2 separate regions of the Mus musculus genome follow, and region 2 is linked to region 1. The links are chromatin loops, found by intact Hi-C in ENCODE. Cell type or tissue: left cerebral cortex. All regions are shown on one strand. Each heading gives the region's core, and the rest is flanking DNA. Links, peaks and the distances in the headings are about the cores only.

Region 1 (7,973 bases), core at 2,559-5,058:
GCCAATCACAGTGGACAAAGGAGGGTCCTGGAGGGAAGCACTTGTCACCCACGTGTTTGCGCTCGCGCGCGTCTGAGGGTCCTAGGGAACGGCCCACAAATGTGTGACTGTCTGGAAGATGGCATGTCTTCGAATGATACTATTCTCTGTAGCACTAAATAAATTAAATGAATTTTGTGTTTAAATACAGGTAGGAGCCGGCAAGATGGTTCCGTGGGTAAAAGTGCTTGCGGCCAGACGTGGACAACCACAGTGCAGTTCCCATATAATGAAAAAGAACTAACATGTTGACCTCCGACCTCCACACAAGCTTTAATTAAGGGCATGTATCGCTCACACAAGGCAAAACTAAATTACGTTTAAAAATTAAATACAGGTAGCTCCTATACACAAAAAGTCAAGGTTCTGGCTCCGGATGAGAAATCTGAAATAATAACTTGTGGAGGTGGGGAGTGTAGCTCAGCCTAGCCTTGACCCCCTGGTACGTCTAGCACCACCTCCCAGTGCTGGAATTCGCAGTATGTGCCACCATGCCTTGCTTATGACATGCGGGAGATTGAACTCTCCAGCTTTATGAATGCTAGGCGAGCAGTCTACCAGTTAAACTACATCCTCATCCCAATTTTTCATGTTTAAGAAACTCAAAGAGTGTGGTGAATCATAAAATAAGATTCAATTTCTGCTCCTGAAAAGCTATTAACGGAACTCGAGAGATGGGCAACTTGTATACAGGCACAGGAAACTATAAAGAATTTAAACAAAACTGTGAACCAGTATTAAGCATTAGAGAATGGCACAGATGGCAACGATTATTCTCAAGGCTTTTAGGGCAAGGAGAAAATCTGGATAGCCAATTTAAAGGGCAAGTAAGACAAAACTGGAGACATTTCACACAGAGGTAAGCTGTGAGCCTAGGTCTAGAGGAGATCAAATGCTGGTGACCTAAGTAACAGGTAGGCTAAATGAAGTGTAAGGGAAACAGCTGTATAGGAAAGATGAGTGTATCTTTATTTTCCTTCTTGGAAAAAAAAAAACAAAAAAACAAAACAAACAAACAAAAAAAAAAACCAAAACAAAAAAACCCAAAACAAAACAAAAACACCTGACAGAAGCATTCTAAAGAAAGAACAGGTGTGGTGGCACTGACCTTTAATCCCAGCACTCAGGAGGCAGAGGCAGGCAGATCTCTGTGAATTCAAAGCCAGCCTTGTCTACATATCGAGTTCTAGGATAGTCAGGGCTACACAGAGAAACCTTTTCTTAAAAACACTCAAAAGAGAAAAAAGAAAGACCTGGGCAGGGTCGGGGAGTGACTTACATTTTAAGGATAGAGTGTATCATGGAGGCGGGAAGATGGAGGAACAGGAGACCACTTGGTCAAGTTGTGTCTGTGGTCAGAAGCAGACAGCGCTAAACTGTGGTACTCAGCAGTCTCCTTTCTATTAAATCCAGGACACCCAGCACAGCTAGGGTGGATCTTCCCTGTTAAGCCTCCCTGGAGATGCCATTAAAGAGACACCCACAGGTGTGTCTCCCAGGTGGTTCCAAATCCGGGCAAACTGAGAATGAAGATGAACCGTGTCCTTAAGACAATGAGGGATCGTAAATGTTACACTGAGGCACAGAAGTTATTTAGTAATGAAGTCCCCTACACTAGTTAGAACAGCAAAGTCACTCTCTTATAACTTGTCGAATCCCATGAGGCTGACGGGAAGAGAGGACTCACTGGGAAAGAATGTATTGCAAGTGTAGCACTGACAGCTTAATTTCTGTAGCGGAAGTAGGTGATAATGAGAAAAGAAAAGACGAGCATAAACAATGCAAAAATGATCTTCTAAATTGCACATGGATTAGATGAAGAATGGGCAAACTATCTTCCTGTTAGAGGACAGATAGCAAATCCAAGGCTGTGTGAGCCGTAGACTCTCATTTATAACTACTCAATTTTTCTGGAAAGTGGTCAATAGAAAACAGAAAGACAATAACAAATGGCTGTGTTCCCCTAAGATGTCTTAATGGATATTGGAATTTGAATTTCACATGCCATAATATATTATTGTTTTAATATCTTTTCAAACATTGAAATATGCAAAACCCATCCTTAGCTCATGGGCCTTTAAAAAGTAGAAAGTGGTCTATATTTGGTAGTCTCCATAGTTGGCAGATTTTTGTACCAAAGTACCTGAAGGGGCTGGAGAGATGGATCAGCCGTGAAGAGCACTGATTGCTCTTCCGAAGGTCCTGAGTTCAAATCCCAGCAACCACATGGTGGCTCACAAACATCCTAAATGAGATCTGATGTCCTATTCTGTAGCAAGCTGGCCCGAGGCTTACAAGGACCCGGTACCGTACACCGGGGAAGCAGGCTGGAGCTGAAAGAGAGAAACTAGCCGGTCGAGAGAAATAATGGAGCCAAGATGATTCCCTGTTCAAGGCTCAGTGTTTATTAGCAGTCTGCGCTGTTTTGTTGCCAAGTTGTTAGCACTAGTCCGCCAGAGCAGAGCCATTAGCAGTAAGTCGCCAATTTCACAGGTAGTCAGCTACCTCAAGAACCTCTCCGGAAGACATGTTCAGCCTCTCAGCAGGTAGCAGAATCTCAGGGCAATTGTCACTTCAAAAGAAGCCAGCCAAGTCCGAAAGCAGCACTGCAGGTGGCCCCACCTCAGTGTTGACAAGGTCTGTACAGCTTCAGGCTGGGGGAGGCTACACTATTCTGAGGTATCTGAAGACAGCTACAATGTACTTACATATAATAAATAAATCAAGAAAGAAAGAAGGAAAGAAAGGAAGGAAGGAAGGAGGAAGGAAGGAAGGAAGGAAGGAAGTAAGGAAGGAAGGAAGGAAGGAAGGAAGAAAGAAAGAAGGGAGGGAGGGAGGGAGGAAGAAAGGAAGGGAGGAAGGAAGGAAGGAAGGAAGGAAGAAAGAAAGGAAAGAAAGAAAGAAAGAAAGAAAGAAAGAAAGAAAGAAAGAAGGAAGAAAGAAAGAAAGAAAGAAGGGAGGGAGGGAGGGAGGGAGGAAGAAAGGAAGGGAGGAAGGAAGGAAGAAAGAAAGGAAAGAAAGAAAGAAAGAAAGAAAGAAAGGAAGGAAGAAAGAAAGAAAGAAAGGAAGAAAGGAAGAGAGAGAGAAAAAGAGAGAGTGGAGACATCTAGGTGCCCCCATTAGATCGGTGCCCCACAGCTCCCTGGGTGAACCTGCCTGGCATGCCTGTTCTGCTACACTGTGACTTCATACTTAGCAGCGCTATGCAGAGCTGATCAACAGCTGTGTGCAATTGTTCATTTGTTCGTGCAACAACTTTCATTCCCATTATGTGCCAATTACTGTGGTAGGTGTCAAGGGCACAGTGCACACAAGACAGATGCCATCCTTGTTCCTTATTGAGATTACAGTTTAGGAATGGAAATAAATTCTAGGTGATTCTACATAAAGAAACTGCAAGCTTTTCATTTTGCTCACACTGAAAATGTATATCAACGTGCTATAATGGGATGCATCAGGAGTGCCTGTTTAGGTTAGAGTTGCTGGAAAGCCTTTGTATGGAAGTATTTTTTTTTTTTATTCAGAATCTTTAAAGATGCATAAGATTAACCAGAACTTTGAAAAAAAAAAAAACTGTCCTAATGCGCGCCAATCTCATTTCCTCTTCTTGGGCAAACAGGAAGAACTTTTTTCTTTTTTCAGTCCTTTTGTAGCTTGGTTCTTATGACAGTTGGCCAGTGGGCAGACACGGCCAGACACTTTCAAAACTAGCCAAGTCACCCCATGCGCGGTTGCAGTTTCCCACACTAGCTTTTGCCTTCTGCAGCAACCACGAAAGCTTCCCCTCCTCCCGCCCCGCTCTACACACCTCTCTCATTTTGTTGTTGAGACAGGGTCTCACTCTATAGCTGTGGCTCTCCTGGAACTCACTCTGTAAACAAGGCTGGTCGAAACTCTCACAGATCTGCCTGCCTCTGCCTCCCGAATACTGGGATCAAAGGCACGTGCCACCATGCACAACAAGCCACATTTTGAATACGGAGGCACTTCGTTTTGGAAGACTCCTGGACTGAGTTCTTTCTGGAAGCAAAACCACCTGACCTGCAATAAGTCTTTTAAGTACAAGCTACTGAGGTGGCAGGATGGTCCACGACAAAAGTGTTATGTACCCTACACTATTTCACAGGGGCATTGTTCAGGGGAAGAGAGTTTTCAGATGATGTTCCAAGACAGATAAAGAACCTGTTGCACTTGAGAGACCAAGAGAAAGCCAGTGGAGCTTTTATTACCATAACCAGGAGCTTGCTATGAGATGTATGCAAAGACATAATCACAAGGTATATGCCTGGCCTTATTAATATTTATGAGATTTATCCATGAAAGGGATTTAAAGTGGAGAATGATATAATTGGGATAGTGTTTTTAAAAAGTTATTTCACTGTATGTGTGTAGAGTGTGTGTGTGTGTGTGTGTGTGTGTGTGTGTGTGTGCATGTATGTATGTATGTGTGTGTGTAGTGTGTATATGGTGTGTGTATGTATGTGTGTAGTGTGTATGGTATGTTTATATGATGTGTGTGTCTGTCTGTCTGTCTGTCTGTCTGTGTGACACCTGAAATTGTCCTCCAACCCCCTATTGGTCATACAGTTGTTATTCACAGGCAAGCTGGTGGCCTGGCTTACTGAGGTAGTGTGCTCTATACAAGTGTGCCAGTTCCTTATCCCTGGATGTCCTCTGCCTCCAACTAGGTGGAAAATGAGGACCAACTCCTGAAATTGTACTCCGACCCCTTTATGTCCTAGTCCTTATTTTGTACCTAGTCAGAGGCAGGGTATTTTTGTCACTGTGGTGGATAGCTAGCCTTGCTGGCCCATGAGTTTCCAGGGATTTTCTTGTCTCTGCCTCCCATTTTGCCATAGGTACACTGGGAACATTAATGTGAGCCTGAGCTCTGGGACTCTGAGCTCACGCCCTCACGCTAGTGCAACAAGGGTTTTACCCACACACCAGATCTGCATAGTTTACTGACTTCTAGATAATATAAAATTGCAGAAGAGTTGCACAATTAACCAAGATTAGCAATAAGGATGTATACCACCTTTCATACCCAACACTGTGTACCACCTTTCATACCCAACACTGTGTACTACCCAACACTGTGGTGGATGACAAGAGAGGATGGAAGGGGTGCGTTAGGGACTTGGGGGAGCTGGGAGCACTTTGAAACAGCCACTGAGAGCAATAGATGCAGCGAAGCAGCTTTGATCACTGCTGACTAGCACTGGGGTCTCAGATGGAGTTAGACACCCTGATCACCACTGCGTGTCTTTCTCTAGCAATGTAATTTCCCTTGGGGTTAGAGGTCAGCAATTGGGCAACAACCTGGCCCAAATGAATGACCCCAGAGCCTAAGTGAGAAACAAAGGCTATGGAAGATGGAGTGAATGGGGCTCACCTCAGGGAAAAGGATAGATGTGGTTCAGGAGTTGGTGCTAACATAGATGCAGAGGGGATCCTCCAAACCCAACTGCATCATGGGATCCCCACTTGAAACACCTTTGAGAGAGGAGAATATAAATACTTGAATAATTAGCCCTGGACGAGGCCTGAACTTTTGGGGTTTCCTAAAGCTGCTCCCCAAGTAAATATAATGTACATCTGGGTTGCAAGGCACAGCTATGTTGTACAGTCTTTCCATTAGAGGCTGATAAATAAGAACCAGTGGAATTTTGAAAAACTAGCAGCTTTCCAGAAGTGGTATCACTATTAGATCGTATAAGGAAAGCCATCATAAAGCCAGACTTACATATGTAATTTGGGGAGGGATCTACCCCACTCTAGCCCATATAGTTCCCGAATAAGAGACACAGAAACCTGGTATTTTTATTAACAAGCTATAAGCCTAAACTGGGCAGGTTCTGAACTATTCTAACCCACATCTCAGCCACAGGCCCAGTGTTACTTGCCAACTGATTCTTACTTTGTTTGTTCTGTTCCATGTGTGTCCTCAGGGAGGTTTTTCTCTTGGCCATGTGCTCATGGTCCATCCTCATGGTTCATCCTGCCTCCTGGAGACCTCCTCCTTCCCCTACCTTCTTCCTTCTCCCGTGGTCCATACCTGAGATCTCCCTACTCAGTCTCAAGTCGCACCTTCCTCTCTCCTTTGCAGTCATAGCCTTTTCTTATCCAATCAGAGGTTAGTGCGGAGCATTCTTTACAGCACATTGGTCAGTACGATGCCCATGTCCAGACTGCAACCTAATCTTGGGATGGATCTTGGGTCAAAACTCAGCATCTGAATACACATTGCACAAGATCAACTGCAGCATAGGCTGAAAACACTGAATAAAATGGCTAATTTAACTGACTGGATCAAGGCAAGAGTGACAGTAAGAAGCCAAAGGAGGAAATTTTTGAAAAATGGAGATAATGAATACACTTTGGGCTGTATGTAGCAATTAGAAGTGAGGAAGCCATAACTGCCCTAAGAGATGGGTACGTGCAGCATGCGGGTTCTGTTCACAACACATTTGGAAAGTGAAAGTTTAGGGGAAGTGAGGTTCCTGCTAAAGCTGAGAAGAATCAAGAAGAAAGCTTGGATGTGTTCATTTTCTTTTAACATTGGCTTTTCCTCTGCTTGGGGAGTAGACATCTTTACTCAACCTCTGAGTTATGAGCAGGCATCTATGGTACCATTCCACGTAGCTTCATAGATTTCAGCTACATTCCTTTTATTAGCACAGGGGCTGAAGACTATGAGAGGCTTGACCTGCTGTGAGCCACTACAACTTGATGAATCTCCTCTCTCAAGTAATAAAAGCAAGAAGCTCCTCACTCTGGGATTTGGGCAATGCCTAGATTCATTGTGTTAGATGTAATAGCTTAACTCTGAAATGTCCCCAGAGACTCACGTTCCTAAATGCTTGCTCCCCAGTGTGTTTCTTTTACAGAGAAGCTGTGGAACCCTTAGGACAGTGGTTCTCAACCTGTGGGTCTCGACCCCTTTGGGAGTCATACATCTCTTTTACAGGGTTGCCTAAGACCATCTGAAAACACCGATATTTGCATCATGATTCATAGCAGCAGCAATATTACAGTTATGAAGTAGCAACAAAAATAATGTTATGGTTGGGGTCACCACAACATGAAGAACTGTATTAAAGGGTCACAGCATTAGGAAGGTGGGGAACCACTGCTCTGGGATGATAAACAAAGCCTTTGAAAATAAGCCCCACCCCGGTCCTTGCCCTCCTCTCTGCTTCCTGGTCCGCTGCCATGGGAACAGTCTCCAATACACACTCCTACTGCCATGAACCAAGCCATTCTGCCATGCTTTCTCTGCCATGACGGACTGAAATTATGAACTGCAGTGCATCTTTACTCCTATAAGGTGTTTCTTGTAGGCTTGGGTCACAATAATGCAAAGTAAAATATATCACACTGTCCCTTAACTCTGCCAACAACAGCCCAGGGAGTTGGACACCAACCTTGCCTTCATAGTGTTATATATACATCGTGAGACCGGGAAAAGAAGGCAAAAACTACGCTATCTGATCTTAATGCTCTTTTGAACCTGTCAGATCTTTATTGTGCAATATTGATCCAAGCAGTTTAAGGGACTAAGTACAGGATACAGAGGGCCACTCAGTGAATAGGTGTCAGATTCAGGCTGAAGGTCTCCCACTCTCAGCCGATGTTCCCACGATGCCTCTGGTCTGGAGTCAGGATGCCGGGAGGTAGGTTCACAGACCTGAAGGAATCTCAGGCAGGGGACAATAGCAAACAAACTGTTTCTCACTCTACCATCTGGCACCCTAGACAGAACCTAGAGGTGCTGAGTTCCAGACCAAATCAGGAGACTCAAGTCCGAGAGCGGCTTCCACTGTTCGGTGAGCCAGTCCTCGGCTGTAAGAAGCCACACAGAATGCAGGGAGCATCTGCAGTTATTAATGGAAGGTACAGAGGACGCTTTACACTCTTTCCTTTCCCTCTCC
Region 2 (7,973 bases), core at 3,704-6,203, 1.9 Mb before region 1:
AATGGATTTTATCTTTTGCGAGGAAGGAGCACAGGGTCTGAGACAGTCACACTATGTGACTGTGGCAACATCTGTGTAGACAGGCTGGCCTCGAACTCAGAGATCGCCTGCCACTGCTCCCCAGGTGCACCACCACACCCAGCCTTAATTTGACTTTTGACAGATTTTTAAATTATGTGCATACATGTCTTGGTGTGTGTGTGTGTGTGTGTGTGTGTGTGTGTGTGTGTACTTCGGGTCCTCTTCAAGAGGAGTCTATGCTCATAACTGCTGAGCTGTCTCTCCAGACCCTCAATTCTTTTTCTTTTTAATTTTTGGTTATGTGTGTGGTCACAGGCCAGTGTGCACCTCCATCATGTGTCAGGCTTCCCTTTCCACCATGTTTTAGATATCTTTCTTTGCAGATGATCCAAATGATCATCTGGCTGGGCTTCTCCAATGGGGCAGTGTTGGGATTACAAATACTTATGCTACTTGGTTTGGCTTTTCCAGGTTTTTGTGGGTCCTAGGATTGACTCTCAGGTCATCAGGCACATAGAGCAAGTACGTTTACTCCCTGAGCCCTCACCTCAGCCTACAAATCAGTTTTAAGTATCTGGTTACAGTGTAGGTACTTGAAAGTGACTTGAAGGTCTCTCCTCACACTTCTGTTTAAGGTCTTAGAAGACCGATTTCGCAAGGCCGTCTCCAGCACTCTCTCTCTCCTTGCTCATATAGCTACAGAAACCTTACAATGGGGAGACAACAGGGGATCAAGATGCAACCTGGGTTCTATAGTAAAGGGTTCCCTTCATGTCCTGTCAGCAATACTGATGCAAACAAACATGGACTTGGGACACTATTCTTAATCAGAGGGACAACTGTCTCAGACAAGTAGAACCCTGGCTGCAGTTCAGGTGTGTGTAAAATGTCCAACAGTGGGCTGGCAAGATGATACAGTGGGCACAGACACTCTAAGCCCGATGATCTGGGTTTGGCCTCAATGCACACAGTGAAGGAGAGAACCATTATTACACTGATTGTCCTCTGGTTTCTATACATGGGCTGGGGCACATACCTTCCTCCATCCCTTCCCACATAATAAATGTAAAAAATAAATGAAAAATGAAATGCAGAAAAGTGAATTAAGACAAGAATTCAGAGAATCCAGAGTCTACACAGATAACAATGAAGGAGAAGTACATGAGTAATTTAGCCTGCACAGCCTAGAAGGAAGAGCCTCCAACACCTCACTAAGCCTTGGGTAGATAGCAAATGTGTAAACAGCTAGGATATGAAAAGGGACTCACGGCCTTTCCTTGCCACCGGTCACAATCAGTCCGTCTCGCAGGGTGGTGTACATGGCAAACACAGGCCCATTGTGCGCTCTAGCCACCACTCTGCACAATATGTGATCTTTCCACACACAGACATCACCACTGATGGTACCTGTAAACGTCAAGTTATTCTGAAAAGGAGTGGGGAAGGGGGGAGACAAACTCATCAAAAGTTCAAAGAGAGCTCGCACAGATGTCATCCTCTATGTGGGTGGAATGCTAGGTCACCTGCTTTGACAAAGCACATGCAACAGGTGCTGGGAGACACGACCCAGGGCAGGAGGCTGAAGTGAGGCCTAGCTCCGGGAGGCTCTTCCCTTTCTCAAGTCTGTCCTTTAGTAGTGAGATTAGCCCTGGGTAAATCTCTCCTAAAATACTGTAGATCTGGCTTGCACTGCTCTTTTGATAGGTGCCTTTGGCTGTCCAGTAACTAAGTCAAAGGTCACCAAACACTAGGAGTAAAAACAAGGGGCAGATAGAGATAGGGATGAAAATAACATGAGCTTGGTAAGGATTTTCTTTTCTTTTCTCTTTTTTTCTTTTTTCTCTTTTCTTTTCTCTTCTTTTCTTTTCTCTCCTCTCTCCCTTCCTCCCTCACTCCCTTCTTTCCTTCCTTCCTTCCTTCCTTCCTTCCTTCCTTCCTTCCTTCCTCCCTTCCTTCCTTCCTTCCCTCCCTCCCTTTCTAAAGATTTGATTTATTTATGTGAGTACACTGTAGCTGACTTCAAACACACCAGAAGAGGGCATCAGATCCCATTACAGATGGTTGTGAGCCACCATGTGGTTGCTGGGAATTGAACTCAGGACCTTTGGAAGAGCAGTTGATGCTCTTAACCACTGAGTCATCCATCTCTCCAGCACACCCCCCCTTATTTAAGGATTTTCTTTATAGAAAGTAAATCTCCTTACAGTGAAGTTAGAGACCTCACTAACTCCTGCAGATGTAGGAAGTCATTATTTGGTGCCTTGCTACAGTCAGAGTATGCTTCAGCTGTGAACATCAGCGTGCTTCCTCCTTTTCTCCTCACATGGCTCCTCGTAAGTTTGTCTGCAGGGTTCTGTTCTCATGTGTACTTACAGCAGTTGAGAAGTGCTGAACACAGACTTATCTTGTGAGGAGACATTCTGTCCACACTGCTGTCTTGCATATTAAAAAGCTACTCCTCCCCCACCCCCTGTATTAGCTGTCAAGCTTGTTTGCTAATTTATTTTGACCAAAAATGGACACTTGGGTACAAAGTAAATGAAGAAAGTTCATCTGCATGGGCAGATCAAATGCCAGGGTCTTTCCAACATGGGATTTTTTTCTGGAAACAAGTGATTGCTCCAGAAAAAAAATATACAAAATATACAAATATAAAAATATACAAGAGGTTCCATTTGTTTGATATTGTTAGTTTTTTAAAAATTGTGTTCAACTGTTCTAACCGTGTAACTTTCTTTCTTAATATATAATGCCCACATATTTTTTAAAAGTCCACTTAGTTTTCTGTGGAACCAAAGAGTTTGAAAAGCCTAGCCAGGGCAGGGTATTAAAGGAGAGAGATGCGATTATAATCGTCAGACACAGGTGGATGGAATGACAGAAAGCAAGAGGCTCTTGACTCCTCCACTAAGGCAGGGACTGTGCTCCCCTGAAAGGGACAGTGGCCCAGAGCACTTCCAACCACAAGATGAACAGGTCCCAGTGACAGAGCAAAGGACACTTTACATCCAAATCTGCCCTGAAACCACCTGGATGTGGTTTTTCACTTCCCCTTCTTTGCCGATAACACACGTGAGGTGCAGGAGGAAGCACTAGGAGGCTCAGCTTTGTCGCTTGCAGTGGTGACAAGCACACAGCCAATGAAGCCTTGGAGAATAGGAATGATCCAAGGATGCCAACACTGCAGTAATGACCTCATTCACTTTCTGCCACACCTTAATGGTTAAAGGATCAGACTTTTAAAGAGATGATTTATGTCCTTGACAGGGACTTGTAATGACTGTCGGGTTACAGTTCCCAGTCAGTATTAATGCTGTTTATGAATACACAGTAAGACAAATTCAAGATCACACCATCACACAGCACTTTAACAGACATACTGCACCAAATGCAACAGCAAGCATCGTCTGCATCCGGGCATCCTCCAGGCTGCTCAGAAGTCCCTTTTTGCTGAGAAGAGCCCTTCCTGCCAGGGTCCAGAACTTCACGTGCTTTATACCCACAGAGACAAACTGGGTATCTGAATCTGGTCGAAATTCTGCTACAAAAATACGTTGGTTGTGCCCACCTCTGCTGGCAATTTTGGCCCCTGGTACAGAAGACACAACAAAATTTTCCAGGTTAGTATAAGAAGTAAGCTAATTAACAGACTTAACAGTTTCCTCAAATTGCATAGTTTAAAACAATTACTTAACAATCACATGGCCTATAATCACAGTATATACATGTTCATAGTGATATATTTAATGGGCTATTCTGTGACAATTTAGAGGACATTTTAAGGACCATACATTTTTCTATATGGCTCCATTAATTTCTCATAGAAATTAAGTGTTCTGTCTAGAGTGTGTCAGGGAATTTATTTTATTGGGTTTCCATTCCAAATCCTGGCACTCTGGGGAGATAGAAGCAAGTGGATCTTTGTGAATCTGAAGCCAGGTAGTATGTATGCAGTGAATTCCAGGGCAGTCAGGGCTACACAGTGCATCTTTTCATCATTTAAGGGATAAAGGCCAGTGGCAGGCCAACCTGTGTAGTGTGTGTCATATGTGCAGATGTGTATGTTTGTATCTTTTTACAGGTACGGGATGTGGTTCTGAAACAGGTCATCTATGCAGTATGTGCTATGTGTATATGTAGGGTGTGTGTATATGTGTTTTATATGTTCACGGGTGTGTATATGTGTGAGTGTTTACATGTATGTGTGTATCTTTTTATGGATAAAGGATGTAGTTCAGTGGCAGATTACCCATGTAGCATGTGCCAGGCTCTAGGCTGGATATTAGTACAGTTTTAAAGACAGGGCCTCAATTATATTTTAGGTTTTCTTGAATTTGATATGTAGCCCAGGCTGGCTTCAAATTCATGGCAATCCTCTTGCCTCATCCCCTTGAGGGTTAGGATTACAGGCAAGTGCCCCCATGCCTGGAAATCTTCATTTTTTATTAAAATAACTCAGAACTAAACAAAGTATTAGCAAAAACACAGACATGGTTTCTTACCAAAGGGAAATCATAGCAAGTAATTCTAAATACAAAATGGGCTTCACTGTTTCATGTTTTCTGAGTTTATGGCTACAGGGCTTTTTAAAGGGGTCACATACAGTGCTGCTAATTGTGTGCTATGTGTTTTATAGGACTAGAACCAAAATGGTTTCAATCACCAATTTAAGACAAATGCTAAAAGGCAGCTTCCATATTGCCTAATATTCTTGTGGTTTGTTGTTGTTGTTGTTAATTACATAAGTGAAAAGCATCCTACCTTCCTGCCATCTCCAAATGGTTACAGTGTGCTCGGGGTCTAGCCCTACAGACAGCAGCAGCTTCCCAGTAGCACTGAAGCTGACAGAACACACACCCTTTGAGTGGGAGCATCTTAGTATAGACAACGTCTGCTTGTTCACTGCATCCCAGATGTGGACAGATGGGGCTGTAGCTGCACAAAGATAAAATCTAAGAGTTACAACCATCTCCACGTTTCCACTTCTGAACCCAGCATACACCCACCTCAGAATATGGAGACAGTTATGTGCTAAAGGGATGTAGTTTATAATAGCTCAAAACTGAAGCTAAATTTTAAAAAAGGAAATAAAAAGAAAAGGAAAGGGGAAAAAATACAGAATCCTTCAGGATACATTATAAATGGCACTCTCAAGAAAAGAGCATTTAGAGAAAGAAAACAGGCAATATTCAGAGTTTGTCAAAGCAAGCTGTGGGCATAAGTACAGGAGGCAGATGTCAGTGGGAGACCACAGGCTTAGTAATGCAAGGCTCTGGAGTGGGGAAATTCAGTTTTACATTTTTCAGTCTTCATAGAGGTTCTATGGAAACTACACACACTTAACACAATGCACATGATGCACATGATGCACACAAGTAAACAACACTGATATCCTCGGAAAGCAATGCAAAGCACATGCAACCAACAGGCAGCAAATGGCAGACCAGACGAACGCATCATGTCCATGGGAAATTTAACTACATAGATGGGAATCTGGGAAAAGGCTACACACACTTGAAATCACTACAGCACTGCATAGATAATGCCGATCCTCTTAAAGGGCCTTATCTGCAGCTCCTTAAGTCCCTCTGCATCCCTTCCTGCCCTTCCTGGGGAATGAGCGAGGGCTTCATGCTTGCTGAGGAAGTGCTCACTACTGAACTCCGTCTCCCTGCTTCTCTTATTTTCTAAAGTAAAATGTCATAGGTTAGTTTTGTATTAACTTCTTTTCAATGTATACCCTAAAAATTAAGTTAACTCAGCAGCTAATTCAGACTCAGGATATAAGCCCTCTTATGAAAACACTCAACACACTAAAGTCATTTGCTCAAATTATAAACTGTGAAGATGGAAAAACATTACAGAAGATAAGCTTCCTGGAATTATTTGATACAGGAGGAAATTCTGGTCTTTAAAAAATAAATCCTGATAAACTTGGACATTTTACACCATGATAAATCTAAGAACCCTTCAAATAAAGCAGTTAAATGAGAGAGACGGAGCTTTTGTTCGGTTTATCCAACTGTAAAGCATGGATATATAAAAGTTTTACCAATAATAAAATGAATTACTTATATGTGAGAACTCTGGGGACTGGAATTTACGTCAGTTGGTAGAGTGCTTGCCTAGTATGCATACAGCATAGATTCTGACTCCCAGGATGATGTAAAAACCAGGTGTGCTGGCATACTTCTTTCTATATTCGGAGGACTCAGGTGTGGACAAGAGAATGAGAGCTCCAAAGTCACCCTTGTATGTATAGGGAATGTAAGGCTAGCCTTAGATATATCAGCTCTTGCCTTAAAAAAGCAGGGGAGGGAAAATTATCACAATTATTTGATAAATTAAATACCACGGGAGAAGGAAGAAGGTAGGGGAAGGAGGAGGTCTCCAGGAGGCAGGATGGACCATGAGGATGGACCATGAGCACATGGCCAAGAGAAAACCTCCCTGAGGACACACATGGAGCAGAACAAACAAAGTAAGAGCCAGTTGGCAAGTAACACTGGGCCTGTGGCTGAGATGTGGGTTAGAATAGCTCAGAACCTGCCCAGTTTAGGCTTATAGCTTGTTAATAAAAATACCAGGTTTCTGTCTTTTATTTGGGAGCTATGTATGCTAGAGTGGGGCAGAACCCCCCATAAAGTTACTTCTATAAAATGCTATACAACAGGCCTCTAGTGCTTATGATCTGTGAAATCCCACTGTGGAACTATACTTGTGCACAGTGCTGAAATGTCCTATCTAGTCTCAGAGAGAGATGGATGTAACCACTCCACTGTGCCAAGATATTACCAAAGCTACTGTGATGTCCTGCAGAGCACGGCTGTGCCCAATAATGCTTTATTTATGGATACAGAAGTTTGAATTCCATATGATTTTTGTTATCATGAGTTTTCTGATTTTTTTTTCTCAACTTTTCAAACTGGTTTAACTAAGAAAAAGAAACAAAAGAAAACAACCATCTTCAGCTCATGTGCTATACAAAGCAAGTGCTGGGCTGCACTTGGCCCAAGGGCGGCGGCAGTGTGTTAATTAGCAGAGTAGTCAAGCATAGAAGCATACTGCTCTCTAATGAGGAGCACAGGACAGAAATCTCTGGGGAAGGTTTTCTTACTAAATTGCTAATACTTAATGTATTACAAAAATGAAAGTATAGTTGAAAAGCATAGATATATTACAGTATATGAAAACAATGGACATATAAAAATAGAAATATATTAATTTAATTGCTTTCTTAAGTTCATGAAGCCATGGTCAAATTAGTTATAAAAATTACTTTTAAACATGTGTGTGATTTATTGCTATGTGTTCAACAACAGAAATAGCTTATAAATTAATACATTTTGTACTAGCTATATATTAGCAGGTTAGTGACAACAATTTGTGTGATGACTATATGTGATGGAAGAAAAATCTTCAGAATAGCTCCAGGCACACTTTAGAGGTCAAAACACTTATTACTCTGTGTGTGTGTGTGTGTGTGTGTGTGTGTGTGTGTGTGTGCGCGCGCGCACATGTGTAGGGATACACATGTGTACTTGTGTGTGGAGGCTAGAGGGTGACGTGGCTTCCCTCTTCTGCAGGTACTGTCCACCTTATTTTTGACACTGGAGCTTTCCCATTGGCTTTGCTGTCTGAGGAGCAAACCCCAGGGTTCGTCCTCCTGCCGGGAATTGTGTGCGCCCGCATGCCTGGTGTTCTCACAGAGGATCTTCACCTCAGGTACTCACCTTTGTGAGGCAAGCATTTTACTGACTCAGCTATCTTCCCAGTCCACACACCATTTTTTAAAAATATGATTATTATTGAAGATTAAAAAATGATGTTATTTGTCATTAATATCCTATAAGCCGTATGTGGAGCAGTAACATGCTTGGACTTTTAGAGGAGGAATATATTTGCATGTACCATTGTATAACTAAAGCAAAAAGTTTTCCTTACCTGACATG

Evidence for each region. Peaks named below come from ENCODE experiments on the same cell type or tissue, not always from the same donor. Only the 100,000 strongest peaks of a DNase experiment are listed, where the experiment ranks them.
Region 2: it touches region 1 in a loop (22-fold over the local background); 4 of 42 quality-filtered maps call a loop at or near these places.

The regions. Positions count from the first base shown.
Region 1 is chr12:100,725,511-100,733,483 of GRCm38, forward strand. No RefSeq gene overlaps it. Among named protein-coding and RNA genes, the nearest start is that of Rps6ka5, 4.4 kb to the left of the region's middle. In left cerebral cortex, for the core only: no CTCF peak of the experiment used is centred there; a DNase peak (open chromatin) is centred at 3,743.
Region 2 is chr12:98,797,502-98,805,474 of GRCm38, forward strand. It overlaps Eml5 (echinoderm microtubule associated protein like 5), which reads right to left. Exons shown (of 44, transcript NM_001081191.1): 33 at 7,966-7,973; 34 at 4,783-4,956; 35 at 3,402-3,610; 36 at 1,290-1,447. Gm35463 (a long non-coding RNA gene) reads left to right here and starts at 4,953. Exons shown (of 3, transcript XR_381823.4): 1 at 4,953-7,746. In left cerebral cortex, for the core only: no CTCF peak of the experiment used is centred there; DNase peaks (open chromatin) are centred at 4,976 and 5,230.